2 separate regions of the Homo sapiens genome follow, and region 1 is linked to region 2. Evidence: chromatin loops called from intact Hi-C (ENCODE). Cell type or tissue: IMR-90. All regions are shown on one strand. Each heading gives the region's core, and the rest is flanking DNA. Links, peaks and the distances in the headings are about the cores only.

Region 1 (8,390 bases), core at 250-8,249, 120 kb before region 2:
CCCCACAAGAGTGGAGAAGCCACAGGGAAATACAACTGGATCTTACTGTGAAAGGCAGGATTATGAGGTCTCGATATCAAGGCTGCCTAGAGGCTGGTATAAAAAAATGCTGATGTCCACATAACTTGTAACTCTTAAGTAAATCAAACCTGTAATTCAGCTTGGCTGCTTCTAAGTCATTTTGATTCCTGCCAACAGAACATTAATGAACTTAGCTTCTCCGCAAGTTTATTCATGTGTAATACCCAATTCCTTCTTCCTCGTTCCAGCAGTTGCCCCTGGTACATCTGATAAGGTGGAAAGCTAGACTAGGTCATACAAATCCAGGTCATTACTTAAACCCAGATTATTATAGACTGTTCTCTAATTTTTCTGTCTGGTTTTAGAGTGGCAAACAGAAGAAAGTTTCTAGGGCTTGGGTTTGGAAAAAAAATCCATACACTAATAATTCTTGTCTTGAAGAAACATTTTATAAAATTTAGCTTATTCTAATGCCTTTATATTTCCTACTTTTATTCTCCTTTTGACAATGATAAATAATTCAATTATATTGCAGTTTTGCTTTTGGATCTTGGTTTACCTCCATGGATTTACAGTGATGGGAATATTCTAGAACAAGTAGTCATCTAGATTTCCCCAAATGCCCTGAGACTGATATAAGAAGCATACTAAAATGGACATGAACCTAATTTTTCGAAGTATAAAATAATATAAACCAGTTGTGACCAAACTTGCCTACAAATTAGAATTGCCTGGAGATCTCTAAAATGCCAAAGCCCGGGACATATCCCAAACCAATTAAATCACTATTTCTCGAGGTGGGACACAGGCGTCAGGAGCGCTTTAACTCCCAGGATGATTCCTATTTGTAGACAAGCTTAGGAACCACTGACCTAGACAACTGTGTTACTTGAGGATTCTAAGTCGGCACAGCTGTGGCGTGTTCACTACCCAGCCCTGCCCTTGGCATGATGTTCTCTCCTATCCAGCTTCTCCATCATCTTCCTCCACCTGATTCGTAGAGACCTCTGGACATCTGAGCCTAAGCAGGGCCACTAAATGAGAGAGAATCCCATCACTGAAAAGCAACAATGAATATATTAAGGACCACAGGTGGGTGTAAAATAGATTTTTGCAAATTTTGTGAATTGTTATTTGTTATATTTTTCCTGATAACAAAAGTTTTATGTCAAAGATTTTTGTCTTCCAGTTTTAGTTTCTTATGCAGTAGTTTTAGGAAACTCTGGTGTGCCAAGATGATATTTTTTTTTCATGCTTGGGTGATTGTTTTAGAATTCCTTCTTTGAGTTCAAGAACATCTTTAAAATATCTAACTCAGGGGTATTATGTGTGTTGAGTGAGAATTGTCTATTTGCCTTCTTTAAAGAAACACAATTTGACACAAAGATAGGTATTAAAATTTTTATTTTCTGTGTATACACAGCACATTAGTTATTTATTTAAGCAACCACTGGCTGTCCAAAAACTGAGGGAGGCATGATATAACACCGATTGTTTACCATAGCCTTTATCACAACTCAGAGCTCTAGCATTGTACAAATAATCACATATTGTCTTAAAAAATTAAAAAACTAAAGTAATCCAATAAAATAATGATTTTGCTCTCTGTATCTTAGGAGAGATAGAAGAAATATTGCAACTGAAGCTGCTAGATGGTTATGATTATCTGAATAGGTGTGATCTTGACTTTAGCGAATTAACAGGTAAGCTTCTTACTATGAGGTTGGTGCAAAAGTAATTGTGGTTTTTGGTAATTGCACCAACCTAATATAAGTACTTCATTAATTGTAAACCATATTTGATTTAGAAACCATTTATACGTAATTTCTGGACTTGTATTCAATTAAAATAATCTATGCTAATATGTGCAAATTATAATCCCACTCTTGCTTTGATCATCTGTTTTCTGCCACTAACTGCCACTGAGGAGTGGAAAAAGAAGGCACATAGCTGTAATCTAATTTCAAATAATATTTGTCAGGGAAGATGTTTGGTTGGAAAATGCATGGCTTTTTTAACTCAGATTTTATTCTATAAGTGATTATTGGGGGCAGAGGGTAGAAAAAAAGTGAGAATACATGTCTGTCTCATGATAAACAAAAGCCTGAGATGTTACAGTTACTTACTAAAATCACTTTTATCATATGAAGATTTTGGATAAATCATTATTAAGGAAACTAAGGACAGCTGTGGCATGGAATCAGCGGGCTTTCAGTTTGAATCCCAGTTACTCACAAATGTAAAGTGGTATTTTCATTCCTCTTTTGTTAAAATGCTTTTTTTAAATGTAGGAAGTTTACATTTTGTCCTAGATCACATTGGCTTCTGTTCCCACAGGAAATGTTATATGCTATATGTCAGTTTTCATTTCATTAAAAGTGAAAGTAAACATGGTATGCATCAGCCAAACAGTAACTAATCCCGACATAATTTCAGTATTAAATGAGGCTTGGAATATGTATTTGAATGGGCATGATAGTTTGGGAAACTCTAATTCAGAGATGTCCCACTTATAACAGTGATGTTGGAGAATAGGGTTACCAGTTATGGCCTATATTTGCTCTGTCATATCACGTTCTTACAGTATGTAATTATATTTGGAGAAATATCCTTTGAGCCATAGTATTTTGGAGTCAAGTATTAGGCTATAATTTAGACATTGTTTTAGTAGAATAAAGTAACTTTATAAGATTGTTCCAGATCTTTGTTCTATATCTCTGTCTTTTATCCTTCCCCCTTGCAGAAGTCATTCCTATTTACCTTATTTAAAAAACGAGAGAAAGTATAACTCAGGCTGAAATAAAGCACCAGACTAAAAAGAGATGCCCATTTTCATTCAATATTTATATTTGCCAGAATAAAGGGAGACAAATAATTATTTTGCCTTTAAGGCCTTGATTCTGGATGATAGATTAAGTAGACAGACTGTTGACCACATGTGACTTAAGGAATATTGTTAATTATTTTACCAATCTTTGGATCAAGGTTTGCTTGAAGTAAGTAAGCTGTGCTGTGGATAAACCTTTGGATGATAAAGAGTGAGCTGTATTGCCTTCAATATTGTTTGCATCAGAACATTACTAAGTGGTATCGATTTTGAAAAATAAAATTCAACTTTCTGAGAACATAGACCAGATTCAAGTATTTTTATCTTTTTTTCCCCCCTTTTTTCAGAGAATGGAATCTCTCCACGTTGCCCAAGCAGGTCTCGAACTCCTGTACTTGAGCTATTCTCCCACCTCTGCCTCCCTAAGTGCTGGGATTACAAGCGTGAGCCACTGTTCATGGCCTTAGGGACTTTTAAATGTTAAATTGATTTTGACCTACCCAGGAGCTAGAGAATACCAATGATTACAGAGGGGAGAATAAAATTGCCGTATAGATTTTCTGTGCTCCTTTAGAAAATCCATTCTGGAGTAAAGAGATGGGCAATTGGTCAACTGAGTTTCTTTCTTGTATAATATGTCAGAGTTTGATATTGTCAGTCTGTTAACCAAGATTTTTATTGGGATATTTGCTGAAAGAGGCTCTAAGAATATCCCATCACCAGTAATTAGAATTTGTTACAGGTTTCAGTCAGGGTAGTTGAAAGGGAGCTAATTTGGTAACACAATAACCTAGTACCCAACTAATTCAGGAGCATGAAGAAAAATTGGTTGATTAAGGCTTAAGTCAGATAAATAATACTATAGGTTGACATGGCTGGGTTAGCTCAGGTTTGTATATTTGTTTTTTCAAAGAGGCAGACTTTTCCTAAGATTAGAATCCACAGTAATGATGGAAGCAGGAAACTTAGGGGCAGGCCATAGGTGTAAAATCAAAGTTGAGCTGCTTCTGTGTTACAGCTGTAAGCACAGGAAGTTGCCCATTTTTTTCAAGCACTATTTCTGCATAGTCATATATCAGCTAGTGTTGTCAACATAGACACAAGAGACAATAGGAATACGTACATGCAATTCCACCATCAGCTAAAAAACCCACATAAGTCTTTGAAGCTCTCAAATAACACGCATGACACTGAATGGTACATTTTGATGCACTTTGAAACTCTTATCTCTTTAGTTGGTAAGTACATTTGAACACTTAATATGTGCTCAGCAGAAGAGAAGGAGAACAAGGGAAGTCTAATATAAAATCAGGATTTTTTCTTTTCTCTTTGAAGCCAATTAGAATGTGTGTATGTGTGTGTGTGTGTGTGTGTGTGTGTGCGTGTGTGTGTGTGTGTGTGTGTATTATTTAGTGTAGTAATCCTTGGGTTTTTTTTAAAAAAACGTGTTTTACTATGAAGTGTAACATACAAGAAAGTGATAACATATGACATATACAGCTTACAAATGGTTGTAAGAATTAATACACTTTGTAAGTGCCACCCATGGTAAAAATAAGTAGGTGGAGAAGGAGGAGAAGAAAAGAAGAATTTAACTAGCATGTCAGAAGTCTCATGGATCTCTTTCCAGTCACAACCCTCTCACCAAGCTCGATTCCTATTCCCTGAGTAAGTTCTAATCTTACTTTTCTTTTTTTTTTTTTTTTTGAGAGAGAGTCTGACTCTGTCACCCAAGCTAGAGTGGTGCAATCTCGGTTCACTGCAATCTCTGCCTCCTGGGTTCAAGTGATTCTCCTGCCTCAGCCTCCCGAGTAGCTGGGATTACAGGCATGTGCCACCATGCTGTGCTAATTTTTGTATTTTTAGTAGAGATGGGTTTTCGCCATGTTGGCCAGGCTAGTCTTGAACTCCTGACCTTAGGTGATCCGCCCGCCACAGCCTCCCAAAGTGCTAGTATTACAGGCATCAGCCACCGTGCCCAGCCTAATCTTACTTTTAAAGTAATCATTTATTGCTTTTCTTTACAGTTTACCACTTGGATGTGCATCCATATGTACCATATACAACCATAGAGTTTAGTGTTGTGTGTCTGGAAACTTTACAGAATGAGGTCATACTTTATATATTCTTTTGTCTTGTTTCTTTCACTTGTTATCTATGATGTTGAATGTAGATGCAGTCTGTTCATTTTCATTGCTATGTAGTATTCCATTAAATAAACGACAACTTATTTATCCATTCTACTATGTTGGACATCTGGGTTGCTTACAGTTTGCATTACAGATAATGTTCCTGTGAATATAGTTATGCTATCCCTTGGTGCATATAGGCTTGCATTTCTGTTGGACATAGTCCTAGTCAGTAAAAAGGAATATGACAGAAGTCAATGAAACTGTCTTTTTCTGAATGAAAATTTAGTGAGCCAGTAATCTAATGAGGAAAACAGCTGTTCTTTTTGTTATTCTAATGGTAGGTGCTGTCTGGATATAAAGATGACCATTTCATTTGCTTAATATGAATGTCTACAAGTATGTTTCACCAAGAAAATAAAATACATTTTAGTTTTAAACCATATCTGGTATTATTTCTAGAATTCTAAAATTAACAGGATAAAAAGTCCTTAGAGGGCAAGGATTCTTTCATTTTTTAAATGTACTTCACAGTGACCATAGCAATGCTATTAAGATGCTGAATCCCAACCAAATATGCATTCTCTTGACAAATATACTTTGGAGTAAAATTATTTGTACAAATGCATATAACTTTTCAGATGTCCAGAACTTTAATTTTTCCTTTATTCTAAAAAGGGGGAAAAGATGGATTCCTTTAACTTAAAACTGTTTCTGTTTTGAAAGCCTCTATCCTGAAAGATAGAAAATAATAGTTTTGATGAATCCATGTAATATTCTGTGTTCTTCACAATTTTTCTTACAACATTATTCCTCTATACATGTTCTTAGTATAGATAATATTAATGTATTTCTGAGGCCATTAATAATTATAATTTGGGCCTTTTGTTTGCCTTTTGAACCTGGAAGACAAAATAGATAGTATATTAAGATGCAAATGTATATTTTCTAATGGACTTGTGCTTCAAAGCATATGTATTTTAGGGCTTGGCCTGATTTTGCCAGCTAAGGCCAGATCATTGTAAATTGATTTCAATATCTTTCTGCTTTTATAAGCTTTGTTCTAAAGCTTCACAGGAAGAATCAAAATAATGTTTGTCACACTGTTCTAGCTTAGCTGAAATCTTGTTCCTGTTTACACTAAATGACCATTGGCCTAATGCAGTTAACATGAGTACTTTACAACTCATCCAAGAACTATTTCAAGTGTTGAGGAAAAGGCACTTTAATTGAAAAATTACTTATGCAGGATCAGACTGAGCGAGAATGCTGTTTTTTGTACATTCAGCATATTACACATACCACGCTCCATTTTGCTCCTTTGTTATAACAAATGAATTCTTTTTTGCAATGAAAGGATTCTTATGGTTTATCTTCCTTGGGGATTGTAACTTTCAAAAGGTGCTCTTAAATATATTACTACTTTATTTAAACTATTCACTTCCCAGATGTGCAGTGCTTTGCACAAAGAATAATTCACTAATGCCTTGAGCACACAAAAGGAAAATGCTCTGCTGGGTTTCCCTTTTTATTTTACTTTCCAGTGGTAGGTTTATGACTTGATGCCCAGCTTCTTAATAAATTCACCTCTCACAGGACACAGTTCTCTTTAATATGTTTTCCATGCTTATAGAAAGAAACACTGTATTAGCAAACACCAGTAGAAATTTCATTTTCACCACGTTGCTTTCTCTGGGTATATATAGAGAAACCCCTTAAAGGGCTTCTCCAGGACAACTGAAAGTTATCTTTTTCATTGATCTCTTCTGTGGCTTTAAAATATTTTCTTGACAACATATTGTTTTTATTAATCTAAATTAAGCATTTTAGATTCTTTTATGAATTTAAAAGATATTAAAACCAAAGAATTGGAAAAATATCTAAGAAAAGTTACTAATTTCCATGGTGGGGTATAGAGTTGGTGTGTGTAGGAAGTTATACAGGCAGAGGAGCATTGGAAGAAAAGTGGTGTTTAAGGAAGATTACTGTAAACTGGCAGCAGGCAAGAGTCCAGGACGTTTACCCTTCCACCAAGTTTTCCCAGCCTGCTCTAGCCATGCTATTATTTTACAAGCTCCTATACATATTATATAATATATAAGCAAGAATGGATGGATGGGTCAAAATAAAATGCTTCTATCAGCAAGTTCCCTTGATAAGACAGCAATGGTCAAAATTCACATGAAATAAAAAGATCTTGGATATGGTTTCTTCCCGGGACTTAGAACTTTAATATGTTAATGTACGTCTTGAGGTTCCAAAAAGGGCCTTATATTTCAAGGAATGCTGGTGTTTCAAGCAACAGAGTTTGGGAAACAACAAGGTAAATGATAATCTAATGCATTTAGGTAAGAGGTAAGTGAAAGTTAGAATATATGCTTGAGCAACATGTAACCATAATGGCTGTGGAGTCCCAGCTTTGAATATCTTGGAAGAATAGACAATTATCAATGTTCCTCCCTCTCAAATGATCCTTCTCAACACAGGTTGTGCTTGATGAATCTTTAAGAACAGAATCTTAGCAGGATTTTGTCAAATGCCTTTTCTTCATCTGTTGAGATAATCATGTTTTTCTCTTTTAGTGTATTAGCATGATGAATTCCATTGATTGATTTTCTAATGTTAAACCAATCCTACATTTTTCAGATGAACCCCACTTGGTTATGACGTACTATCCTTTTATCCCTTTAATATATTGTATTTGATACTCTAAAATTTTGTTTAGAATTTTTACATCTATGTTCATAAGGGATACTGGTTTGTAGTTTCCTTTGCTGTAATATCTTTGTATTTTCTGCTCTATTTTTGGAAATGTTTGAGTAAAATTGTTATTTATTCATTAAATGTTTGGGAGAATTTACCCTGAAGCCATCTGTGCTTGGAGTTTTCTTTTTGGGAAGATTATAAACTGTGATGTCCATTTCTTTAACAGATACACAGTTCATACCAATACCCTCAATTCCAGTCCAACACCACAAAGTCTATTCTAGTTTTCATCCTTTCCATACCTGTAACTCCCTACCCTGACAATGAGAAACCCCTCTCCCATCATCTTTCACGTACTTCCTTATTTGGTTAATGTCTCTATATATAACCCATCTTCTTTTGCCGCTGCTGCCTCTCCAATACAAGTGCCCTCTTCACCTCCCTTGGGGTCTGAAACTCTGCCAAGGGCAGCAAGTGCTACTTCCCCTTCTACCCCTCAATGCATGCCCTCCTTACACTACCCAGGCTGATACCATATGCCAGACTGCCCCCATTGCATGGTGATATGGCTTGGCTCTGTGTCCCCACCAAAATATCATGTTGAATTGTAATTCCCAATGTTGGGGGAGAGAACTGGTTGGAGGGGATTGGATCATGGGGACAGATTTCCCCCTTTCTGTTCTCATGATAGTGAGTTCTCACAAGAT
Region 2 (8,390 bases), core at 274-8,273:
ATTCTTGACTTGTATGTTCCTAGGCCAGACTTCCTGGAGGTGAGCAGCCAGAGTGGACAGCGAGAGCAGCAAAGGGTAACTACCACCTTGTGAGTGCCTCCAGGCAAGCTGCATTCTAGGCATCTTTTATCACGAACAAATATCATGATGGCCAACTTTTGGGGAAAGCTCCTGTATGCCATTTATTATTCCAGGTGCTTTTATGTTTATTCACTGATGTAATCTTCCCAGTACACTAATATAGTAGGTCCTATTATTATCACTCTCACTTTAGAAGTGAGGACACTTGCTCAGAGAGAAGGTCAGTATCTTGGTCAAGACCATCCAACTAGTAAGGCATATACAAGTCTGGAACCCTGGAACCGAAACCCCAACCCCAGGGTTATGGAGCATAATATAAGGCTCACAACAATTCTAAGAAGTAGAGTTTTTCATTATCCCCATTTGACTTGAGGGGAACATGAGATTTAGACTGGCTAAGTAACTTTCTCAAGGTTATCTCGTTAGTAAATAGCAGTGCTGGGAAGTTTACCCAAGCAGCAGGCCACTGAGTCAATGTGTTGAATCATTTCAACACACAGAGTCTCCACATTCAGAATGGCACCTGCAGCCTGTTTGCTGAAAACGGATACAGTAGTGACAGAGAGCCTGGAGAGCAGAGAAAGGAGAGGAAATGATGCATGTGGGACAGGGCCGGGAACAGAGAAGAGGCTCTGCGGAAGACAGGAGAAAGGGAAAGGGGAACGGCGCTGTGCTTTGTGGAGCAATAGTGGAGATAGTGCAGCTTTCCAGGACACAAGGAGAGAAAACAAATCAGAAAATGGGTAAGGCAGAGAGATTTAACAGAAGCTTGGGGCTAGGGGAGAAGGCACTGGAAGGGGAAAGAAGGAGAAGGTGAACAAATGATAGAGGCTACAGTACAAATGTCTGGGTGAGTCCCATACCACCAGCTTATGGAAGGCCAGCGTTGGGTGGGTGAGGTGAGAGCTCACCATGCACCCAGATATCCTGCTGTTGCGTGCAGAAGACCACACACTGCAGCACCAGGCAGCCCTCTCTTCATGAGGGTCACACACATGTGAGGATTGTAAGACGAGGCCCTTGGGGCTCTGTTCACAACAAAAACATTGTACGAGCCTTTTACACATGACTCAGTGTGTATTGTGTGTCTGACTGAAAAAAGATCAGCTTTACCTACAAGTGCTAACGTGTTGGCCGAGTTGAAAGGAGTGCACAATTACATAAGAAATAAAAATACCAGGGGAGCAAGCAGTTTACCACCTTGTATGGGACACGCTGAATCTCCAGAGGAAAAGTGCCAGGTGACTCCTTTGCCAACTGTGAGAATAGCTGTGGTTGGAACTGGGTGTTTTGTTTTGTTTTGTTTTGTTTTTACCCCAGTGTTTGGCACAGAGTCCTGAACACCAAGTGAGGCCCCTGAACCCTGCTTGACACCAGATTGCATTTTCTAATGTCATTCCTGTTTCACTTCATTTGAGAAGGACTGGATAACAACAAAAGAAAAAGCGAAAGAGTAATTAAATTTTGTTGTATGGGAAAAGTTTATGTGCTAAGCCTGCAAAAAATAGAGTGTAATGTTTAAAAGTAAGGATTCTACGACTAGACATAGGTTGAAGCCTTAGCTCCATCATGTCTCAGCTGTGGGGCCTTTGGCTAGTTACTCAAAGTCTCTGAGTCTTAATTTTTTTCATCTATAAAATGGGCATGACAATAGTACCAACTCAGAAAGTTCATGTGAGAACATGTGAGAGAATGTAGGCAAATAGCTTGGCTTAGAACCCGGCACATGGTGCCCAGCCAGTGTTGGCTAGTATTATCTTTAAAACGGGAAAGATCCCTTCCCCCAGTTTGCTCAAGGGAGGTGATATGGTTTGGCTGTGTCCCCACCCAAATCTCATCTTGAATTCCCACATGTTGTGGGAGGGACTTGGTGGGAGGTAATTGAATCATGGGGGTAGGTCTTTCCTGTGCTGTTCTCATGATAGTACATAAGTTGCATGAGAGCTGATGGTTCTATAAGGGGAGCTTTCCTGCACAAACTCTTTCTTTGCCTGCTGCCATCCATCTAAGATGTGACTTGCCTCTCCTTGTCTTCCACCATGATTGTGAGGCTTTCCCAGTCACATGGAACTGTAAGTCCATTAAACCTCTTTCTTTTGTAAATTGACCAGTTTCGGGTATGTCTTTATCAGCAGCACAAAAACAGCTAAGGAGGATAAGGCTGAAACAAAAGGTTGGCAAGGTGGAAGCTCTTTGAAAAGCACTTATTAATATCTGTTTTATACTGTATGCAGTGTGGCATAGTAAAAACTATATTAGATGAGGAATTAGAAGATGTGGATTCTGGTCTCTGGACCCTCATTTTTTCATCATTTAATAAGGGGGCTAAATTAAGCCCCATTTAATATTCCTTTCAGCTCTGGCATCTGTGACTCCAGTGCCCATTCATTCCCTTGCCTACCTGCAGCAGGAAGGCCGGAGAATCTCCCATTCCCTGCTGGCCTCCCAGAGATCTAGCTGATAGACTTAAAAAAGAAAAGAAAGAAACCACTCACACATACCTGGGAATATATCCCAGGTACTTTAAGTGAAAAAAAAAGATAAGTTGAAGTACTATGTGTAATTCTAATATATAAACATTCCATAATATTTTTGGAAATATAGATTTGGTAGAAACTATCTCTTAGGCAGGATTGAAGGAAATTTTACTTTAGATCTTACACATTTCTATATTGTTTGAATCTCATACTGTGAGCAAGTTTCATTTGATAATCAAGATAATAATAAAGATGTAAAAAATAAAGTTAAAACATGTTCATTATAGAAAATTTGGAAGAAAAAAGAGAAACATCACTTACAGTCCATCCCAACTTAGAAATATTGCCATTAACATTTTAATTGATATCCTTTCAGTCTTTTTTTCTATATGTGTGTATCACCTGGAACTATACATATATATTCATAAAATATAATCATATTGTCCATGCTATTTTAAAACTTTCTTCACTTAACAATATATTGTTTATATTTTTCCACATCATTAAAGTTTCTTCTACAGTCTACAGCACGATTTTAATGATGGCTTGTTTTCCCATCATCTATGTGGCCAACCTTTTATGCTGCACATTTTGGCTGTTCCCAGTTTCCCCTTTGTAGTATTGACAGGCTTTTGGAGAATAATGAAACGCTGAAATGTTTGGCTTGGTTTCCCTCTTGGGTAGAGTCTGCTGCTCAGTCTTTTCTTCTGCCTCTTTGTATCCTTTAGCTTTTGGGTGGAGGCCCAGAGAGCTCCACAAGGGGTGATGTGTGTTTAAGAAACTCAGCTAAAGGAAACAAACTGATTGCAAAGAACTCTGAACCTAGGGTGTTGGGGGAAATGCTGAGCATTGTAATTGGCCTAATGCTGCTCCTGTGAGAGATGCCATCTCCCTAGGCCTCCAAAGTTCTGGCAGGGATTTTAACTCTTCTCATCCAGCTGATGACAGACAAATATTCATCACTTCAACAGTTAGGTGCAACCCCCAAAATGTTTCCTCAAGTCCTTCCTCACTGCAAATGCCTACCAGCTCATCTCTGAAGATGGAAAAGCAAGCGTGGTGACATCTGCAAATCTGGACAGTGGGCTTTAGGATTCATCTGAAAAGAAAGGCTCTTGGACAGTGCTGGACCTTGCTCCCTGAGCCAGGCTGTGGGTCCAGTGGTGACTCAGGAAGGAATGCCACTGACAAGCCACAGGCATGCCAGAGAATTACTCAGCACAAGCCAACAAGTAACCTCATACGAGAATCAAACGCCAGCCAATCTGCGAACGCTTTGCGTAACAGCATATTTGGATTTGGGGCTTAGCTTTCAGGCTTGAGTTTCACGTTTGCCTGAGCATACTCCCAGCCTCCCAGGGCCCCTTCTGTGTGCCCTGCCTCTGATTGCAAGTGCAGAGAGCAGTTCTCCCAAGAGCCAGGGCTCAGCTCACCCCTGCAGGTAACGCAGACCTCTGCTAGGGATCAGCTGTCTATCATCTGGTGGCGCCCCTCTTTCCAGCCAGCGCTACATCTTCATATGCCTTTTCTTACCAACAGGTCAGCAATGTGGGTGACAGATACTTCTTTTTGCTGTTGGAACACTTCATATTCATCTCTGGTATTGTCATGGCCTTTGACATACCTTACCAACAAGAGAGGTTTGTTGACTGATGACAGCAGGTATAACAAAATCTAACTAGTGACAGTTGTAAGAATTGGCAAAGTATTACTGCATCAACAGGTATGTGGACTGTCTAAGAGCCTCAGAAAGGACAAAGAAAGAAGCTTACAGATTCCGATGCCCCTTACTACTGTATCTGGCCTTTCTCCTGCCGGTATAGTGAGAGTTGACAGTTTGATGGATTTAATTTAGGATCTATGTTAGGATGAGATGCACTCTGTTTTCCTAAACAAATTTGCTGCAGAATGGCAGCCACAGTCTAGGGCCTCCTTGAGCTTGAGGCTAAATGACCTGATGGCCCACCCACTTCATCTATACTGCCTTTAATATGTCAGCATTTCCTCAAGGCCTGGGTTTCGTGCACTCAGGGTGATATTGAACATGAAGTTTTCAAACAGCAATACCTTGGGTAACAGACAAGGGCTAGTTAATGATCTCATTCATAATTCATCCCGTGAAGGAACCATTTACACTCAAACTCCAAGCAGGAAGAAAATATTCCCATTAGGTAGGGCTTTTTAAATGCCTCTGCCTTTGCCACAGTGCTGAGAGAGAACTGTGGTCTTCAGTAGTAAGGGCATATGGCTGCAAACAGAGTGCCCAGGTTAGAGACACCAAGAGCTGCAGCATCACTCAGTAATAGCTATTTCAGAGGGATGTAAAGCCTTCCCTGGGAAAAAGTTGAATAGGACTCAGTGCCTAAACACAGCACTTTCAAAAAGAAATGAATCTCTAATTAAACATCCTGAAGACAGAAGCTGACATGTCATTGCAGAGCTAATAATAAGACCTCATGAAATGTTCAAAAGTTCTCCAGAGTAAGTGTGAACAATTACATTTCCCTCTCTCCATCAGTGAAGGGTTACCACCAGTTCTTTAAGAAAGAGAAAATGAAGGTTAGTATCTGAAAGTATTATATAATGTGCTTATTACTATGCGTGGGTTGAGATATTCTCCAAAAAAAAGTTCCTTTTCCTTCCAGAATTAAAAAGAACCCCTCTAACTTTTGTTAACTGTAGATAGAATCTTTTCTTTTTTTTTTAAGGAAGAATCCTTACTGCATGTCTAAAACTCGTGGCTGAGAAAAAGTAGAGGATGTCCAGCCTAAGGAGCTATCAGCATTTTTTTGTAGCACTCGATATAGCTGCAAGCCAAGGTCCTCACGAAAGTGAAAGTTTTCATTCAAAGTTAAAAACATACTACTTGCATTTTACAAGCTCAAGAGTAAAGCACAATAATTATCAGTGCTTTATTGGTAGTTCCAAGCCTCCAAAAATGTCAGTAAGTTGAATCTACACTATCTTTGTACAAGAACATAAAACATAGCCTCGTGATAAAAATTAAAGGAAAGGATAAATTTGGTGAATTCCCTGCATAGTTCATAATAGAGATTAGTCAACCCAAGTTACAAAGATAATTTTTGAGATGAGGTATCACTCTGTTGCCCAGGCTGGAGGGCAGTGGTGCCATCATAGCTCACTGCATCCTGGCACTCCTGGGCTCAAGGGATCCTTCCTACTCTGTCTCCCGAGTAGCTGGGATTACAGGAAAGAGCCACCTTATCCGTTTGATTTTTTAAAAAAGAAATTTTTGTAGACACAGGTCTTGCTATGCTGCCCAAGCTGATCTCAAACTCCTGGACTCAAACAAGCCCCCAAGTTACAAAGACAATTTTTAAAGGTTTAAGAGGTTTGCTTCAAAGAGCTATTTCTTTTCTTTTCTTTCTTTCTTTTCAGAGACAGGATCTCACTCTGTCACCCAGGCAGGAGTGCAGTTGGTTCGATCATAGCTCCCTGAAGCTTTGAACTCCTGGGCTCAAAGGATCCTTCCGCTTCAGCCTCCCAAGTGGCTGGGACACTAAGCACACACCATCACACTCGGCTACTTAAAAAACATTTTTTTTTAGAGACAAGGGTCTCACTATGTTGCCCAAGTTGGTCTCCAACTCCTGGGCTCAAGCAATCCTCCTGCCTCAGCCTCTCCAGTAGGTGGAATTACAGGCATGAGCCACCACACTGGCTAAAGAGCTATTTCTTTTATATAAATTATATGAAGATTGCTAAAAGGTTTTAAGTCACACTACATGTAAAAACCCCTTAGGCTCAAACTCACCAGGAGGATCGTGGAGCTTGGAGCTAAATAAAGCCCAGGTGCTTTGCCCTCTGCTGCTGACTTCGGGTGCTGGCTGGGAAGGATCTATTTCCAGGAGGGACCCAGCAGAACCTCGGCGTCCCACGGCCCTAATAGGCAAATATGAGCCGGCCTCCGCCCCTTAAGGATGGAGCTGCTTAGCTTCGCCACTGCTGCCTGGAGTTCCTTGTCTGAGATAGGCAGGGCGTGGTGCCCCAGGTCATCTCCCAGGCATGCTTGCCCCACGAGCAGCGCTGTGAGGGTGTACTCAAGGCAATCCAAGTTTCAACGTCATACCATTGTCTTTAACAAAACCCTGCAAACATGTAGTGACCGAGGCATGATGCATCCTGCCTCTTGCTCTGCTATTTATCTGCTTTTCTTTTTTTAACTTTAACTTGTTCTCCTCCTATTTATTGGGCAATCACCTAGATTCTAGGAAACAAATATATTTAATTTTTCTAATCTAAAGGTTAATAAGGACTCTATCTTCTCTAGTCAGAGCCACAGGATGAACTTTCTCAACCCATCCTCTTTAAGGAAAAGAAGTTGTTGGCTGAGTCACGTGAGTGTCTGTTTACACACGTCTTATAACAGCATACAGGGTACATACACAGAGCAGCACACCTCCCCACCAGGAAGGCTGTGCTCCATATTCATGTGTCAAGTGATGTAAAGGTTGCCATGGTTATAATCTCTGTTTAGTCAATAGTGTGTGTGGGGGGGGGGGCGGGGAATCACCCCAATGGGCGTATTGCAATTTAGAGGAATCCCTGGGTACTTTTAAAGTATTGAATCACAATTTACATTTTAAAAAGTGTTGTCAATGACAGCATATTGGTTGCCATTTCTTGAAAACTCTTCTTTGTAGGAGGACCTTATGTATGCCAAGAACATCGTTTTTGCCTCCTTAGGTGAAACTTTATTTCCCACATTTAGGATTCATTAGGATTATCTAAGGTAAGTGGCAAGAGGGGAGAAGGATGAAAATCATGAGGGTGAATGTGGGAAAGGGATGAGGGAAGGTGAGCTTAATTATTTCAAAGATAATAATGAGTGAGGCTCCCAACCCCTGAAATTTGGGAGGCCAAGGTGGGAGGATTGTTTGAGTCCAGGAGTCTGAGATCAGCTTGGGCAACATAGCGAGACCTGCGTCTACAAAAATTTCTTTTTAAAAATATCAAACAGGCATGGTGGCTCTTTCCTGTAATCCCAGCTACTCAAGAGACAGAGTAGGAAGGATCCCTTGAGTCCAGAAGTTCAAGGCTGCAGTGAGCTATGATGGCAGTACTGCCCTCCAGCTGGGGAAACAGAGTGATACCTTGTCTCAAAAAAAAAAAAAAAAAAAAAAAGGAATAAAAATAAAAGTGTCAGTAATTCTTACTCTTCTTCTTGGTCTGCCACCTTCTTGCCTTGGTGACTTTTGGATCCCCCATCCCTCTGTTTTCTCATCTGTAAAATTGGAAGGATAACAGGGAGTTGCAGGGTCTACTGGGTTGCTCATAGGCATTTAGAGCACTCGCTGGCATACAGTGAGCACTCTTTAAATGCACCCAATCTTATTCATATTCTAGTCAATACACAAAGAATCTGCTGTGCTTTTGGATAGAGAGAAATGCTTCATAACAACACCATCACACATTATTGAAAAGATTTTGGTGTGATTAGGGCCGACTGACATCCAAACTTCCCTCCCACCTTTCTGGTCATATCTCCTCCTTTTCCCACACTCAGTATCTTTCCTTTATCTACTCTAAGCAGTAACATGATAAGTTATATAAATTATATGAAGATCATTAAAAGGTTTTAAAGTCACACTACATGTATGACTTCGTATTTGAAAAAGGCTCAAAACAGTAAGTGAAAAAAGTGACAGTTGGTGGAATTTTAGAAGTTGAGGGTGGAAGGTGTTTCCAAAACCCCTCAAATCACACACCCTAGATGTGGCTGCTTCCTGGATCCACTAGTGAAGCTGACTCTGGCAGGGAGTCACTTGCATTTTTCACTAACTGAGGTCCTGCTCTCTCAAATTTCACAAT

The links. Hi-C counts contacts between places; a loop is a spot of excess contacts. Peaks named below come from ENCODE experiments on the same cell type or tissue, not always from the same donor. Only the 100,000 strongest peaks of a DNase experiment are listed, where the experiment ranks them.
Region 1: it touches region 2 in a loop (1.9-fold over the local background); 5 of 110 quality-filtered maps call a loop at or near these places.

The regions. Positions count from the first base shown.
Region 1 is chr5:61,178,715-61,187,104 of GRCh38, forward strand. It overlaps SMIM15-AS1 (SMIM15 antisense RNA 1), which reads left to right. Exons shown (of 4, transcript NR_109908.1): 2 at 990-1,113; 3 at 1,638-1,724. Among named protein-coding and RNA genes, the nearest start is that of SMIM15, 20 kb to the left of the region's middle. In IMR-90, for the core only: no CTCF peak of the experiment used is centred there; no DNase peak of the experiment used is centred there; H3K4me3 peaks cover 579 bases; H3K27ac peaks cover 589 bases.
Region 2 is chr5:61,298,181-61,306,570 of GRCh38, forward strand. LOC105378993 (a long non-coding RNA gene) reads right to left here. Exons shown (of 3, transcript XR_948365.2): 3 at 7,736-7,803. Among named protein-coding and RNA genes, the nearest start is that of ZSWIM6, 30 kb to the right of the region's middle. In IMR-90, for the core only: a CTCF peak has its summit at 3,331; DNase peaks (open chromatin) are centred at 591, 3,791, 6,641, 6,971 and 1 weaker place; H3K4me3 peaks cover 204 bases; H3K27ac peaks cover 5,362 bases.